Regions from separate parts of the Homo sapiens genome. Here region 2 is linked to region 1. A link is a loop called in an ENCODE intact Hi-C map of the cell type or tissue named here. Cell type or tissue: Panc1. All regions are shown on one strand. Each heading gives the region's core, and the rest is flanking DNA. Links, peaks and the distances in the headings are about the cores only.

What was found. Peaks named below come from ENCODE experiments on the same cell type or tissue, not always from the same donor. Only the 100,000 strongest peaks of a DNase experiment are listed, where the experiment ranks them.
Region 2: it touches region 1 in a loop (2.3-fold over the local background); 10 of 110 quality-filtered maps call a loop at or near these places.

What each region holds. Positions count from the first base shown.
Region 1 is chr12:74,686,606-74,692,482 of GRCh38, reverse strand. No RefSeq gene overlaps it. Among named protein-coding and RNA genes, the nearest start is that of ATXN7L3B, 150 kb to the right of the region's middle. In Panc1, for the core only: CTCF peaks have their summits at 3,035 and 3,240 (motif pointing left); a DNase peak (open chromatin) is centred at 3,262; H3K27ac peaks cover 1,320 bases.
Region 2 is chr12:75,055,833-75,061,709 of GRCh38, reverse strand. The region is part of intron 2 of KCNC2 (potassium voltage-gated channel subfamily C member 2); the gene reads left to right. Among named protein-coding and RNA genes, the nearest start is that of KCNC2, 150 kb to the left of the region's middle. In Panc1, for the core only: a CTCF peak has its summit at 3,160; no DNase peak of the experiment used is centred there.

The sequences.
Region 1 (5,877 bases), core at 309-5,308:
ACTCCTGATGGTCAGAAGAACTAAAAATTCATTTCAAGCAAAACTGAACAGTGTAAGAACGCACCTACTGATGGAGACCCTTCCTGAACTAGTTCATTCAGATGATCCTATAAGAAAGGCCACTAGCTGACAAGGCTACTCATGCACACAGAGTTTGCAATAGTGCTATTCTTAAATATGAAGGAACAGCCAAGTATTATCAGGCAATTGAAGAGAAATCTCTAACATTATTAAATGAGATAAACATACAAAAAAATAAAAAAAAGAAACTCAAAATAATTAAAAACACAGAAATGTGTGAGAGTGGATGAGGGCATATTGACCTAGGCTTATTTTTTCTAATAATGTTAAATATATATATTCCAGTATTTCTAACACTTTAATTTATTGATTTTTTAAGAAATCAAGACTTTTAACACTTAAAGAGCACTTAATAAATATTATTTATTATTTTAAGTGTTTTTGTTTATCCTATTCATGAAATGTATTATATTAGGGAATATCAATACCTTTATATATAATTTACTTTATATTTTATTTTAGCTTATTTTATAGCTCGTTAGATCCTTCTCATCCAATTATTTTTCACATTTTGAATTGATGTTTGTCTATTAGTCTTTTATGAATACTTATTGCTATTTCATCAGAGTTGTATCTTCTTAATTCATAATGATGCACTTTTTAAAATTTTTCTTTAGTTTCTTACTAAATCATCTAAAGGCCTGCATTTTCTCTAAGTCTTCATGGTGGTGTTTTCTTTTCTGCCTTGATGTAATTTTTCTTAGGCCTATATTGTACTTTTGTTTTTGTATTTGTTCTTAAAATTCACATAGGGCAGAGATTCAGCTAAACTCTATTATCTGCCCTTCGGGTTGCATGATGGTTCTTTATTGCAGTACTGTGTTTTGTTATGGTTTTTGTTTGTTTGTTTTCTCACGGTAGGCTCTTTTCATCTCTTTTTAAGACTTTCTGCTGGAGAGCGTATTGATAATCAGTTGTGACCAAGAAGACCTTGCCGTTCCCTTCAGCTTGATTAAACATTAATTTAATTAATTTAGCTCCTTGACTCTAGGCCTCTGTCCTCCCTTTTCTTAGAGCGTTTACTTTAGGAGATTTTTAATTTTAAATTGCTTTTCTGGTCCTCGGAAATGTATTTTTAAAAGCCTCTTGCCAGTTACACAATTCAGGAATGTTTTTCCTAAGAACCTGGGAGCCACCTCTTTGAACCATAATCACCAAAAGAGATAGTGTCTCTGTCTCCCAGCTTCTGTGGGAAAGCAGGAGCCTAACTTTGGAGGCAAGGCCCCTTGTTCCAAGTTGCAAAAGTACCTCCTGTCATAAAAATATGAGAGAGTTTGCTTTTCCCTGAGGTAATGCCAATTAGCCGACAAAGGGCAGCCCGCCTCAGCTCCCCCAACCTCAGCAGCCTCAACCTCAGCTCCTAAAAACTCTCCAGCCCTGGGTTTCACTGGAGTTGAGTTCCAACTGAGTTCTGGCCTCTCTCTCCTATTACAATCATCTTGAATAAAATCTTCCTGGCCTGTTTGACTTTGGTGCAATTTTCATTTTGACATGTGTTATAGCTCAATTATCCTAAGCTTTCATTTAGAAAGATTTTGCTGTCTTTAGATGAGATGACCACTTATTGTTTTCCTTTTTTTGTTTGTTTTATTGGGAACCTGCATAATACCCGGGATGAAATGTATCACTCCACTTTTGTCTCCCTTGTCATCTGGGAGGCACAATCTCTGACTAGATTCAGCAAGAGGTATCAGTGCAGTGAAAGAAGAGTTTTCTAACTTTCTCCTAAAGTTTCAATGATGCAGAAAAGGAAGCCAAAAGGAAGACAAAAGCAGCTCGACTTTCCTTCTTCTTCCTTACTTTTTCAATTTTTTAAATTTTTAGTTACATAAAACATCTCTAATGAGATGAAGAGATGTGTCCACTTAGTCCCCAGGACATTTAAATATTGAGATTAACACATTATCTTTATTGTAAGGATGTGGGTCACTTCTTACAAATTTTGAGAACTAAAAATAATATGCTCTTGAGAGCACACTGATTTACACTCCCATTTACATCAAAGTGAACTAGAATATTTCAAGGAGGAAAATAGTAAGATGGTAGAAATCCCTGGCTGGAACAGGAGATCATTTCAGATACTAACATAATTATACAGGTGACTTAATAAAGGTTCTCACTAAAGATTGGAAATGTGGATGAATAAAATGCGATGGATTCAAGAGGCTTTTGGAGATAGATTTGACATGAATCTGTGATTAAGTTTTGTGGGCAAGGATGAAGGAGGGAATAATTATGTCTAAAGTTTCTAGGGGTCATGGTGGATGATCATGAACAAAACAAGAGCCAGTATGTGGTATATTAGGAAGATAATTTGTTTCTAATCTTGGCTCTGCCTCAACAAATTGCATGACCTTATGAAAGTCTATTAAAATCTTGAGTCTCTGTTTATTCATTCAGTAAAGAGGTGGTATTCTTGAATAAATTAATCACTTTCACAGTGAGTGATCGCTTTCAAATCAGGGTAACAGGCATTTATCTAGCATCTAGTGTGTGGTCATTTTAGCCTGAGCATTGAGAGAGAGACAAATTAAACAAAGTACATTTATAAAGTGGAAGAATACTATTTACTCACATGATGCATTTATAAAATAATGAAGCTAGAATTATTGAAATTCAATTTTTATACTACAAATGGTAGATACTATAGAAATTTAATTATTGTAGAACAGATCAATAAAGAATTCACATTTTACATTAAAGAATCTTAAAATGCACCCATGAAAATGCTGCTTCAAAAGGTTCTAATTATGAAGAGATTATTTGAGAACTGAGGTGGATAGATAAAATAGCAACGATAATAAATTTTATAATTTTTACGACAGGGAAAGAGCAGAGCCAGTTTTAAATTCAGTTGTATCAGATTCCAAAATTCATGCATTTCAGTCTGTATCTTGTTAGGCTTCAGTATTACATAATGTACTTCAAGAGTTAAAACAGCTATTGCCTTCTTTACTTGGAGTAAAACAAATGCATTGGCCCTATTCTCAAGATTGTGTGTGATTATTTGCAACTAATATTTAAGACCAACTAACATATTATTTCAGTATAATGTTTTCGTCATTTAAGTTTTTGAAACAAATGCCAGTTAATAAGAAAAAAATTACCAGTAGAAATGTATTTAAGAATTGAGTTATGCTGCCATCTAGTGATGATTTGCTGCTGATATTGCTTGAGTATGCCAATTCCACCACCAAAAAAATCAAGTGAATTAAAGCTTTTTGTAAGTGCAAAAAGAAGGCTAACAAAACTATTAAACAGGTGAACATAGATTTGCATCACAAGGCTCACACAAATTAATGTTAGAGCAAAAATATAAAGTAATACTAAAATAATACTAATGAAAATCTTTATTTTCTTTATCTTCTGAAAAGTGTATCAGTTTACATACAAAATATAATGAAGTCCTTGAGTAGAATATCCACACCTTTTTTTTAATGGATTTTAGATTTTTCTTTTATTAGTTAAAATAAATACTCTTCATCATTTATACTTTATCTCAGTTTAGATAGATTATATTTTAAGGAAAACAGCTTCTTTCTGCCTACTGTGGAAGTGAGAATAAGAGTTAAGAACATTAAAATGAAGCAGAGAGGTGGCCTTGCGAGGGTCACAGGCAGAGAAGGAAGCAGCAAGGAGAGTGGAGAATAAAAAAGGATTTGTTCTTAAAGTCAATTTGGTGCAGTACCCAGGAGAACTCAAAAATTGATGGGGAAATGCTGCAGGAAGTCAGGGACCCCGAACAGAGGGAGTGGCTGAAGCCATGGTAGAAGGATGTGGATTGTGAAGATTTAATGGACATTTATTAGTTCCCCAAATTAATACTTTAATAATTTCTTACACCTGTCTTTACTGCAATCTCTGAACATAAATTGTGAAGATTTCATGGACACTTATCACTTCCCCAATCAATACCCTTGTGATTTCCTATGCCTGTCTTTACTTTAATTTCTTAATCCCATCATCTTCATAAGCTGAGGAGGATGTATGTCACCTCAGGACCCTGTGATGATTGCATTAACTGCACAAATTATTTGTAGAGCATGTGTGTTTGAACAATATGAAATCTGGGAACCTTGAAAAAAGAACAGGATAACAGCGATGTTCAGGGAACAAGAGAGATAACCTTAAACTCTGACTGCTAGTGAGCCGGGTGGAACAGAGCCATATTTCTCTTCTTTCAAAAGCAAATGGGAGAAATATCGCTGAATTCTTTTTCTCAGCAAGGAACATCCCTGAGAAAGAGAATGTGTCCCTGAGAGTAGGCCTCTGAAATGGCCGCTTCGGGGGCAGCCATCTTTTACGGTTGAAGCTGTAGGGATGAAATAAGCCCCAGTCTCCCGTAGCACTTCCAGGCTTATAAAGACGAGGAAATTCCCGCCTAATAAATTTTGGTCAGACTGGTTGTCTGCTCTCAAACTCTGTCTCCTGATAAGATGTTATCAATGACAATGTGTGCCCGAAACTTCATTAGCAATTTTAATTTTGCCCCGGTCCTGTGGTCCTGTGATCTTGCCCTGCCTCCATTTGCCTTGTGATATTTTATTACCTTGTGAAGCATATGATCTCTGTGACCCACACACTATTCGTACACTCCCTCCCCTTTTGAAAATTGCTAATTAAAAACTTGCTGGTTTTATGGCTTAGGGAGCATCACGGAACCTGCCAACATGTGATGTCTCCCCCGGACACCCAGCTTTAAAATTTCTCTCTTTTATACTCTGTCCCTTTATTTCTCAGACCAGCTGACACTTAGGGAAAAATAGAAAAGAACCTATGTGACTACTGGGGGTAGGTTCCCCCAATAGGGAAACTTTAAGGAAGAATCTAATAGGAACCTAGTAGCAGGGGTCTCAAGGCATTGTAACTGGTGTATTACACAAAATAAATGCACAGGATTTCAATTTCTAATAATCAAATCTGAAACTACTCTAGACCTATTAGATATAGATTCTGATTCAATTTCAGACAATCAAATCTGAAACTACTCTAGGCCTATTAGATACTGATTCTGGTTTACAGGTGATTATTATGTGATGATAGAGATCTGTAGCCTTAAAGGGTGGCATATGGAAAACAGTTGTAAGAAAAGAGGAGAAACAGGAGAGAGAGGAGATTCTGAAGCTCTAAAATACATTCAACACATTCATTTCCTTTTTCAGTGCATTGGAATTACTAACGAATGAGATGCTAAGCATTGTGTTAGGCACTGTTATATATTAAACTCCTACGTGCTGTTAAGAAATTTGTAACGGAGTCACAGAGAAAGACAGCTGTAAGTTATTTATTGAATATGCCAAATGTGGGAGGCAAAATCAGAAGAATACTACTGTTTTGTCCTCTCCTACCACTACCTACACACTCACTCTCCCGGATCTCCATGCCCAACCTCTTAGCAACATTTTGGGGAAATCCATAATTCTCTGGTAATATGGGGCTATTAACATTAGAATTCAATTAGAATTGTCCAGTTTAAAAATGTACCACAACGTATAAACTAATCTGAGTTAAAACCTACTCTCTCGCCTACTTCAGTGTTTCTTCCCCATAATCACTGGGAATCATAGAATCATAGAACTTCATATTGAAAAGGGCTTTAAAGGAAAAGAGAATGACAACTCAGCCTTTACTTGTGGCCCTGGACTCAACAGGGAGAGCAAAAGGCAGGCCCTGGAAATTTTTTTTTCTCATTTGCTCTCATTATTTGATTTCCTTTCCCATCAGCTGTTCTACTGTTGACTTCTACAGGACAGTGTTAGAAGAAGGGATGAGAGAAGTAAAAAGAAAGGCCTTTTG
Region 2 (5,877 bases), core at 585-5,584, 370 kb before region 1:
CTCACTGTTAAGCCCTATAAAAATTATGAATATTTGTGATGACCTCTATGGACAAAATTGATTTTCCACCCTCATGATGCAGTAATTTCTGTGTTTTGTGTGTGTGTGTGTGTGTGTGTGTGTGTGTGTGTGTGTGTGTGTGTACTTGTCACTTATATTTCTCAGCACCCAGTAGTTTGTTAATCCCTTGAGATGGATTTTTTCCTATTTCTTTACTTAAACTGCTTCATCATAGGAAACTATGTGGCCTGATTATTTCATCCAATAGACGTTTTTATCTTCTCTGAATTCAGCATAAATTGACTGCTAATCTCTCCACCTTGAAGCATCCTCTTTCCTTTACATCTCTCACAGTACCCTACTCTTGTCACACAAGATGACAATCTATTTTCTAATTTGTCTTAGTTTATATCTTTCTTCCTATTCTGTTTGTTGTTTTCATGAACCTTCTTAAAAATCCACTTGGGGAAAGTGGTGTAAATAAATAAACCAAGATTGAGTTAAACTTTATGTTTGGTATGGCCATAATCTTTGCCATTATGCCTTCTTAATAGTTACTAAGCACCAAATCAATGCCATTAACATAAAATCTGAATAAAACTCTCTGTTACAAGCTTATTTTCTATCAACGGAGAAGAAAATCAAATATTACAGAAATGAGGTAAGTGCTATATTAGAAAACTGAAAGGAAGTGGTTAATTTTGACCAGATTTCAAGGATTTGTTAAAAGACTGTGTGATTACTGAGTTGAAGTTTAACTACTTAGTAGTTCTTTGCCAGACTCACAAAGGAAAAAGGTGAATTTTAGACAGAAGGAACTGCATGTGCAAAGTCATTAAATAGCCTGGTACATGATAGGAGAGGTGATATTCATATCAGAAAAGGTAGGTAAGGACCACATTAAGGGAATTCTTGAATAACATATTAGGAAAATTCTATGTCCAGATGCAGTAGTGCATGCCTATAATCCCAGCAGTTTGGGAGGCTGAGGAAGGCAGACTGCTTGAGCTCAGGAGTTCAAGGCCAGCCTGGGAAATATGGTGAAATCCCATCTCTATTTAAAAAAAAATACAAAAATTAGCCAGGTGTGGTGGCACATGCATGTAATCCCAGCAACTTGGGAGGCTGAGGAGGGAGAATTGCTTGAGCCCAGGAGATCAAGGCTGCAATGACCCGTGATTTCACCACTGCACTCTAACTTGGGCAACAGAGAGAGACCTTGTCTCAAAAAATAAAAATAAGGTTTTTAAAAGAACATTCCATATTATCTAGTAGTTGGGAGCCATTAAAGTATTTTAAGCAGGTGAGTGCCATAATCACATTTGTTCCCCTAAAAGAGTGCTTATTCCCAGTAATCCAAGAAAAAGTAATTAAAAGCATATTAAAAGCTAGGCTGCTGGCCCTGGGAATGAAGAGAAGGGAGAAAAATGCTAGAGGTATTTAGAGTCTGAGAGTCCACAGGATTCAGCGATTCAATGGATGAAGGTGTTGGGGAAGAAAAAGGATTCTTGGTACCAAGTTGTTTCATTGCTAAATGATGGTCCAAAATAACAGAAATATATAATGGAATAGAAAGGGCAGATTTGATCAACAAATTGGGCAAGTGTAAATTGACGTTCTCTTGAAAATTTCAACAATAATATGTATAATAGCTAGTATTTTGATTGCCTTTATTGATTGAGATTGAAGAGCTTTGTGTATTTCGGAATTACTATTATAAAACGCCAAGAAAAGGCAGAGCTGGAGATGACATTTGGGTTATCATTGATGCTGTGGTGGCAGGTGGATTCATGGAAGTAGATGAGATTACCAGATTTTAAGACATTCCAATATTTAAGCAATAGACCTAGATATTTATGATTATTGTAGATCTCTATGACTATTGTGAATTCCTTAGGGTAGAAGAATTCATAATATTAAAAAATTTATTTACATAGTAAATGCATAGTCATATTTATTTTATAATCTAGTAAAGCAGCCAATTGTATTGAAGATTAACTTTGAGACTTTGTGGTCTTGTATAGAATCACTAGTTTGTCCTGTTAGTCATACATAAAAAGGCTAGGAGACACCTATTTTCCTGGACTGGGATATAACCAAGTGATATGAGCTAACATTTTAATGAAAAATAAATTGTGTGAAAGGAAAATCATTTAAAAGAGACAAAAATAAAATTAGAAGAGTGGCACTGTTTTACACTTTTGCAAATCTCTTTTATATCTTGCTTAATAGACAATGGGTGATTTCTCCTACCTGCTTCTGCATTCAATGAGTTGAGAGACCACATGTCATGTAGCCTCTAGAGAACTCCACTGTAAACAAGTGAGACAATGAGAGTGAAAAAGGCAAGAAATATTTTAGTATTACTACAAAACTATGCTTGACTATATGGACCCCAGAAAAGGCCTCATGGCTACTAGGAGTCCCTAGACCATGATGTGAAAGCAGTTGATATAGTTAACTTGTTAAGGCATGCAACACTAAAGTTCATTTTATTGTACTTCCAATTACACAGCCAATCAATCAATCTCTTATAGATTTTAAATATGGTTTCCTTGTTTCTCATAACCAAATTGCAATTTACACAGGATCTTTTAGTGTAAATTTACCTCTGCTCTCTGGGAAGAGTTTGCAAGTACTTGTAAAAGTGCTCCTCAGACACAGGAGGAAGGGAGACTCTAGTGTCTGCTGCTCATACATCTGAATAGGAACACCTGCTGGAGTGTACCAGATAGGATTGGAGGGGTTCTGCCTAAGCTGATTAGCAAAGAGGAGCAGATGTCCACTAAACAAAGATCTTAAGGAAGAAAAAGTACTACAGCTCTAACTTAATATGTAATATGGGGCTTCATTGGAGCTACAGGTGGGTCTAGCTCCCATAGCTGGATGGAAATTGGCTACCTGGGGATTATGTTATGGTTTTAGAAAAAAATTACTGAGCAAGGAGAATAAGGACAGCAAGAACAATAATATTTGAGACTGAGGTTTTGGGGACCCTTTGGTTTACAGGTACCTGGACTAACAAAGGTGGTACTGCAGGGTAGACAGACATTGGTGGCACTATGTAAGATGTGCTTTAACTGCAGTGCCATAGTGCTAAAAGAAACAGACTTTTCTGGATCAGAACATCTCTTCAGCAGGTGTTTGTAAGCTAGTTACCTCCCTTCACCTCCATCACTTTCCATTAAGTAAAAACAAATATTTTTGGATAATTTATTTTGGGACATGATTGTTGGCTTCAAGAAAGACATATTGGGACTCATAGCAGATAAGGCTTAATAATGTGACTCTATAACACTAGATGGTGGTAGAGCAGTTCATATCATACCAAGACAAATTAATCATTTAAAAATAAATTTATATTAAATATATTAAAGATAAAAATATTAGGGGGAATTTTAAATAATTGCAATTTTGAAATTACAATTCTGGTTTATGTCATGAAATTGCTATATATTGTCCATTATCATTATTAAGAGTGAAAAGCATAAAAATTTTCTTCAGTGTAATGAAACAATTATAAAAAACATTTTTATAAAATATGGTAATTACACACTTTAAATTTCATCATGATACTTAAGAAAGCAAAATGATACTATATGTTCATAATTGATGACTTTTAATTCTGGTTACCTAATTTTGTACACCATAATTCATTGTGATAATACCAATAACACATCAAGCCTTTCTTTCTTGTATCCCAGAAAATTACATTTTTGTGTGAATGGATAGGCCTTGACTCTAAACAAACAATTACAATTCCAATTAAATCAATCTGTGTCCTCAAAATAAAAATATAGAGGAAGGATTGTATATGTACATTGGATAAGGATATAAAGAAAACATGGTAGAAGATATTTATCAGGGACCACATCTGTCTCAGTGGTCAATAGTAATTTTGGGTATTTTTTTTATGTTAGAAGTGAATGTTATATTGTTTTATACCTATTTCTATAACAATCTTTATAATATATACATGTTTATGTATAATCTGTACTTAAATATTTATTTATACATAGAAACACTTTATGTGGATATAGATATAAAAATCTGTAACGTGTGATATATACACACATTTATATATAGACACCTGAAGTCTAATCTTTTTTACTGATTTCCAAGCTTGGTAATTGTGTATAGTGGTTTCATTGAAATGCCAGCTTTCTTCAATCTAATTCAATACCATAAATGTGGTAATGTTTGTGGATCTGTTTTTAAGTGGTAAAACTTGGATAAAAAAAATTGATTTTATCAACAGCCTCAGAAGAAACTGAATTAATTCTCAGCTCTGCATGGAACCAGCAGACCAGACAGTGGACCCTACTTGTTCCTACTTGATTGGCCTTTAAGGACAGACTTAGCAATGAAAGAGATTTTTTTCTCTCTATAGAGACCAAAGTTCTATGAACAACAAACTCGTTAATTATGGCAAAATTAGTGTATAAGACATGAATATACACAAAATTAAGACCATCAGCTGAGTTTATGGTGCTGTAAAAAAGAAGAAAAATTAAAAACTTCCAATTTATAAGTTCTATGGGTTAATAAAATCAACTTAATGGTCATTCAGAATAATCAGGCTTAACCTTCTCTTGGTTATTACTTACTTTGAATTTTGTTTTAAAATTAAACCTAGAATACATGCTTAAAGTTTTTTGTAGAGAATTTTAACTTTTCAGACATTTATGGAATGAATTAGGATTTCTCATTAGGAATACCTCTGCTTAATGCCACTCTTACACCCAGCTATAACCACTCCTAAAAATATAGTGTTTCTGTTCATTTGCTTTATTAGTTGTATGTAATGAGAAAAAATGAGATTACATTCTGCATATTGTTGTTCTGCAGTCATTTGTTTTTAACTTAACATGATTCCTTGGAGACCATTCCATGTAAGTACATGTTGCAGTATCTAATTCCTTGGAATGCTATATTACAGACATACCATCAATTCAGAGACAGACATTTTTATTTTTTAATTATAAATAATGCCTCATTGAATATCATTCTATTTGTCTATCCTTGTACTTTAATGTAAATTTTTTTACAGTAAATTTCTAAAAGTGGAAATTTTGGATCACAGGATTACATGAACTTCTGATACTTGAACATTTAAAATTCTTGTAATTCTTTAGTCTTTATTTTATTATTTAAGAAAGAAAAGCAACAGGAGCATAATAGGCATGAAGTATTCCCATTTGGAAAGATAATGTCCTTAGAAATACAAACTAAAAATAATGCAACTTATGTAAAATTATAAAAATGGAAATTCCTTAGTATTATATTTTAGGTAGCTTATTTTCATGATTTTCCCATGATGTTAATTTTCAAATATTAAATTATCTCTCTGACTTTCATTTACAAAATAGAGATGAGCCTTATATTTTTTAAGTTTTTCTTCCTTTATATTTTATAGTATAGGCTGATTTTTCTATTGTAAATAATAGGAGGATGAAGTAACTTTTAAAAGGCAGATTCTGTGTTGGCTCCAGTGGAATTTTTGCATACCAAATCAACAGAATTTTATAATTTATTCTTTTACTAATTTCACAACAGGGGCTGAAGACCTACTTCTTGCTTTAAGTCATGGTCCTGGGGATAGAATGTTTAAGTCTCTCTGAGCAACTTGTGGATATGTGGAATTATTAACAAAAGTATGTGAAAATTGCTGCAATATTAGTGATCCTGGGCGAGAGTAGCACAGAGAAAGGACACAGTCTAGGCACAGTTTTGAAAAAATGAATAAGCATTTGTGAATATGTTATAGAGCTCAATTTCACTCATTTTAATGATAACAAGAAAGAGAAAATGAGGAAAATAAAAATATACCCCACTTTTCATCACTTTCTCTCTGCCTATTATACATACCTAAAAATT